2 separate regions of the Homo sapiens genome follow, and region 1 is linked to region 2. Evidence: chromatin loops called from intact Hi-C (ENCODE). Cell type or tissue: chondrocyte. All regions are shown on one strand. Links, peaks and the distances in the headings refer to the core of each region. The heading gives the core; the rest is flanking DNA.

Region 1 (2,910 bases), core at 279-2,778, 52 kb after region 2:
CACTTTGGGATCTGAGCGCCAGCCTTCTAGCCACAAAGGCAGCAAAGGGTCATGAAGAAGGCATCACAGAGGCGATTCCAGGCTGTAGTGGTGAACTCTCCACTCTGCACCCCCAGGTGCTGTGCCCTGTGCCCTGATTAGATAGTCCTGAAGGTTTCTACATGTTTAAGATATCCCCAATGTCAACGATGCTCTCCTGTGGATCCCAAGCTGTGGAGATGTCCTGGGACTTTCCATTTTAGGTTCCTAAATTGAATTTCCCAACACCTAGAAGCAACCCAGCTGCCCTGTATCAGACCAAGGACCTTTATTTGTGATTCAGAAACAGTGGAATAAAAGGAAAGGAAAGAAAACCCCAACAGCCACCTCAGGAGGATGCCCCAAGGGTAGTGCTCTGGTGTCACTGACTCAGACATGTGGGGGCTTCTGCCACCCACGCTCAAGAGCCACTTTGCCGTTTCACCGTCTCTGTGTCCTCCACAGCCCTCAGCAGCATGCACGCCAATAACATGTTCACCACGAGGCTCAAATCTCAGCAGAAGCTACAGAGTCCAACATCCAGGTAAGGGAAAGTGCAGGGCTTCTCGGGTGATGCTCTACTGATTTTATTTTAATGAATGAAAGACCAGAAGAAGTCAGTCTTTGAAGGGAGAGGAGAGGAGCATCTGCTGGCATTAGCAGCCATGCCATCGGTAGGACTGGCTCACCTGGTAACCTGTGGCCACCTGTGCTTTTACATCTACTCTTGGTTAACCACGGGCCACTTTTCCAGCTTGGACTCTAAGCGTCTGTTCCACTTCCTCTCCTTCCTCATTGAACTCTTTCACTAAAAGGAGAGTGCAAGAGAGACTTAAACTGTTTGACTCATTCTTAAGAACTTTCAGGAAAAGTGTTGGCAGGGAAGGAAATTTCCCAGCTCTGGGAAATAAGCCTTGTGGATTATCTGCAGGTTTCATTGATCTGTGCTGTCCTCCCCACATGCATTAAGAAAATTGGCCTTGGTTCTAATAAGAACAGCATTTGTCCTGGTGACAAGGAAAGGTTTCTTCTGATGTCCATTATCTCCAAGAGGGATGCTTTCTCCAGGCAGAGGCTGTGGCCAAGTGCTCGGGGGGCTCAGAGGGCTGCTGGGAAGGGGTGAGCCCCTCTCCTCCCCAGAGGGAAGCTCCCAGGGCCCTCTCAAGCACCCCTGGCTGTGGGGATGCTTCCCAAGCTCAGGGTGGCAGCCCAGGCTTGTGGAACCAGCCAGGTAAGTGAAAGGAGAGTGCATTTCCTGGGGAATCTCTCTTGCCCATCAGGGATCCTTGGAGGAAATCCTGCAACATCACCTGAGGCTTCTTTTTTTATTTTTATTTTTTGAGATGGAGTCTCACTCAGTTGCCTAGGCTGGAGTGCAGTGGCGTGATCTCGGCTTACTGCAACCTCTGCCTCCCGGGCTTAAGCCATTCTCCTGCCTCAGCCTCCCGAGTAGCTGGGATTAGAGGTGCCTGCCACCACGCCCAGCTAATTTTTGTATTTTTAGTAGAGAAGGGCTTTCACCATGTTGGCCAGTCTGGTTTTGAACTCCTGACCTCAGGTGATCCACCCACCTTGGCCTCCCAAAGTGCTAGGATTACAGGCATGAGCCATGGCGCCCGGCCCACCTGAGGCTTCTATTTCCTTACCCAGCCACACCACCATCCTGGTGGAATTCTCTTGTGAGGAGGGCCAAGGCCTGAACTACCTGCCAAGGGAGCACCTTGGGGTTTGCCCAGGCAACCAGCTGGCCCTGGTCCAAGGCATGCTGGAGCGAGTGGTGGATGGCCCCACACCCCACCAGACAGGGCACCTGGAGGCTCTGGATGAGAGCAGTGAGCCCTGGGCCAGGGAGCCAGTGCTGCCTGGCATCCTCTGGCCACCCCATCTGGCTGAGGGGCTGAGCCTGGGCCTGCCAGTGACAGTCATCCCTGTCCTTCCTGCTGAGAGGGTGGGCTGCCAAAATCTTATGTGAAAGCAGCTGTGGAAACAGTCCCAGCCACAGGCATGGCTCCCTGGCCTTAGTTTCCCCAGTGATAATGACACCACCAGTGTATCCCCCTCAATGCAGTGGCCAAAGTCAGAAAGTGGGATCAGCTGAGCGTGGTGGTTCACGCCTGTATTCCCAGTATTTTGGGAAGCCAAAACGGGTGGATCATTTGAGGTCAAGAATTCAAGACCAGCCTGGCCAACATGGTGAAACCCCATCTTTACTAAAAATACAAAATAAATTAGTTGGGCATGGTGGTGCACACCTGTAATCCCAGCCCCTCGGGAGGCTGAGGCACGAGAATCGCTTGAAGCCGGGGAGAGGAGGTTGCAATGAGCTGAGATTGCTCCACTGCACTCCAGCCTGGGTGACAAAGACTCCATCTCAAAAAAAAAAAAAAAAAAGTGGGATCAGAGAGGCAGAGCCTGGCAGTGTCCGCCACCATCTAGGAGAAAGTGAGGACGAGGAGACACATGTCCTTGTGACTGCAGGGTGATGGATGTGGTTCATCAGGACCCTGGTCAGAGGAAATAACGTCATACTCATATTTTTACCTAATATTTAGGGAACATGTTTACCAGGCACAGCACCAACTTTTTTTTTTTGACACAGTCTTACACTGTCGCCCAGGCTGCAGTGCAGTGACATGATCTCGGCTCACTGCAACCTCTGCCTCCCAGATTCAAGTGATTCTCCTGCCTCAGCCTCCCAAGTAGCTGGGATTACAGGTGCCCACTACCACGCCCAGCTAATTTTTGTATTATTAGTAGAGACAGGGTTTCCTATGTTAGCCAGGCTGGTCTTGAATGCCTGACCTCGTGATCCACCCGCCTCAGCCTCCCAAAGTGCTAGGATTACAGGTGTGAGCCACCACACCTGGCCACAGCACCAACTATATGTGCGCA
Region 2 (2,910 bases), core at 128-2,627:
CTGAAAACTTTCCCAGGTCTACCTTGATCTGCTTTAAAACAGAGAGGGATAAGGGGTCATGTACCTGGGTTGGGCCAAATTGCCCTCCCTCTACAGCTTGAAGGGGGCATAACCAATAGCCCAGGGCATTTTGTGGTCCCTTAGAGATTTCTTTGCTTGTTTCCTTCTGGGTGGGGGAGGTTAGAGGAGGCTTATCATTAATAGGAAGGGGAGCTGTAGGGAGGCTAGGATATGGAGGTGAGCTGAAAGGGCCTCTTGTGGAATATAAATTGCAAGCTTTGCATAGTTGTGGATTATCCTTCAATAAAAAGAAAGATTGGACATAAGGTATTTCACTCCATTTGCCTTCCTTCTTACAGAAAAGGTCAAGCTGCAGGATAGCATTGTAACTTATACTTCCCTCAGGTGGTCAGTTTTCCCCATCAGAGAGAGAATACTGGGGCCAGGCCATAGTGCAGAAAAAAATAAGCTGCTTATTTTTCAGGGTTTGCAGGTCAAATAGGTCTAATGGCTTAGGATGCATGTCAAGGGTGAGCTTGTTGATGCTTGAGTATTTCCCATATGAAAGAAAAAGCCACCCACAGTTTTGGTCTTTTTTTTTCCCCACCCAAGAACCCACAATGGTTTCTGGACCCTGCTGTTTGGAACAGTTACACTCACTGAAGCAGCAGCAGAAACACTGCCTTTCCTCTTAGTTCACAAAGAGGACCAAGGAAGGTCAGATTTAGTGGCCCTTACTGATGCATTTTTGAAAACCTGTTAGTTAAAGTCCTTAGCATTTTTCCCTGTTGGTATGGGGACCTTACTCTTGTCTTAAAAAGATGATATGCCTCAAAATTGAGTAGAAGGCCATACCCTGAGGGAGGGAAAGGATCTCCAGGGTTGGAAGAGTGACACATTTTGTCCTCACTTCTCATCATATTAATAGAAAGGATATCCCCCCTATTTTGGAGTCTGTAATTTCTGAGGCTCCCAATATCATAGCTTTGGGAATAGCCTTTGTTAGACCTGCTAGTCTTAGGAGGGATCCTAAAATTCCAGCTAGTACCCCCCTAACAGGGCTTTGGGCAAAAATTATATCTTTCTGATTGGTGAGCCTGGGTGCCTAAAGAAGGGAACAGAGTCCCAAAGTTTATATTAGAAATCATCCTTATAGGAGATACTAGAAGAGCACCAGAGACAAGGAGAGGTTTTTAGAATCAGGACTAGCCTCAGAGAAGAGGTGGGAGGAAGTTTGTCTGACAGGCATTAGGACCCAGGAGGCAAGGGTCAGGATAGATAGTATAGATCGGCAAGTCTCACTCGGCCGATGTAACTATGAGTTCTGCTCATGGCTGAAGGGTCAACCAACTTTTTGTCAGGACCTCAGAGCTGAATGGCTTTCCTCTCTGTTGACCCTTGGCTCAGCCTGGAAGTGCAGGAAAAGTGGAAGCTGGTTCCAGGCAAATCAATGCTCCCAACTCTGAAGAGTCAGGTTTGTTAGAGAGCCTTTTCCCAGAAAGCCTGACACCTGTGTCTTTAGCCTGGTGGCTGTGCTGGTTGCTTTTAACTGGCTGACAGGTGCCTGGTGTTTAGCCCCCAAATTCTAAGGAAAAATAGGACAGAATAGCAAGCAAAAGGGGTCTGATGGTACTCACCATGTGGTGATATCCTGGATGAGCCCCCAAGATGTGTCCAGAGTTGGTTCCTGCCAGTGGGTTCATGGTCTCGCTGACTTCAAGAATGGAGCCACAGACCTTCACGGTGAGTGTTACACCTCTTAAAGATGGCATGGACCCAAGGAGTGAGTGGTAGCAGGGTTTATTGTGAAGAGTGAAAGGAAAAGCTTCCACAGCATGGAAGGGGACCCAAGCAGGTTGCTGCTGCTGGCTTGGGCAGCCAGCTTTTATTCCCTTATTGGCCCCTCCCATGTTTCATTTCTGTCCTATCAAAGTGCCCTTTTCTCATCCTCTCCGTGATTGGCTACTTTTAGAATCCTGCTGATTAGTGGGTTTTACAGAGTGCTGATTGGTGCATTTTACAGAGTGCTGATTGGTGTGTTTTACAGAGCACTGATTGGTGCATTTTACAATCTTCTTGTAAGACAGGAAAGTTCCTGATTGGTGCATTTTACAATCCTCTTGTAAGACAGAAAAGTTCCCCAAGTCCCCACTTGACCCAGGAAGTCCAGTTGGCTTCACCTCTCACTCCTATAGGTCAATTTATAGAAAAAAGCAAAAACCTTAAAAATCTCAATGAGGGCCAGGCATGGTGGCTCACGCCTGTAATCCCTGCACTTTGGGAGGCTGAGGCAGGCAGATTACGAGGTCAGGAGATCAAGACAATCCTGGCTAACACGGTGAGACCATGTCTGTACTAAAAATACAAAAAATTAGCCAGGCATGGTGATGGCTGCCTGTAGTCCCAGCTGCTTGGGAGGCTGAGGCAGGAGAGTGGCATGAACCCAGGAGGCAGAGCTTGCAGTGAGCCAAGGTTGTGCCACTGCACTCCAGCCTGGGCAACAGAGCAAGACTCTGTCTAAAAAAAAAATCAATGAGGTAGGAGTTAAGAACCTCTGTATCAGGTGAAGCGACAGGAATGTCAAGAGGGAGAAGGAAAAGATTTGGTAAAATTCTTGAAGAAAATGAGAATTGCTTGCCAACAGTGTTGGGCAAGCAAAAGGCATCAGGCAAGACTAAGTACTCAGATGAGGTTGAAAATATTTAATAGTTACTTTATTTATTTATTTATTTATTTACTTATTTATTTTGAGATGGAATCTCACTCTGTCACCCAGGCTGGAGTGCAGTGGTGTGATCTTGGCTCACTGCAACCTCTGTCTCCCAGGTTCAAGTGGTTTTCCTGCCTCAGCCTCCTGAGTAGCTGGGATTACAGGCATCAGCCACCATACCCAGCTAACTTTTGTATTTT

Evidence for each region. A loop is a pair of places that touch in the nucleus more often than their neighbours do. Peaks named below come from ENCODE experiments on the same cell type or tissue, not always from the same donor. Only the 100,000 strongest peaks of a DNase experiment are listed, where the experiment ranks them.
Region 1: a loop joins it to region 2, with 6 times the contacts of the local background. A loop is called at or near these places in 4 of 110 quality-filtered maps.

The regions. Positions count from the first base shown.
Region 1 is chr17:27,659,487-27,662,396 of GRCh38, reverse strand. It overlaps the pseudogene NOS2P1. Among named protein-coding and RNA genes, the nearest start is that of LGALS9, 30 kb to the right of the region's middle. In chondrocyte, for the core only: no CTCF peak of the experiment used is centred there; a DNase peak (open chromatin) is centred at 1,806.
Region 2 is chr17:27,711,188-27,714,097 of GRCh38, reverse strand. No RefSeq gene overlaps it. Among named protein-coding and RNA genes, the nearest start is that of LGALS9, 81 kb to the right of the region's middle. In chondrocyte, for the core only: no CTCF peak of the experiment used is centred there; no DNase peak of the experiment used is centred there.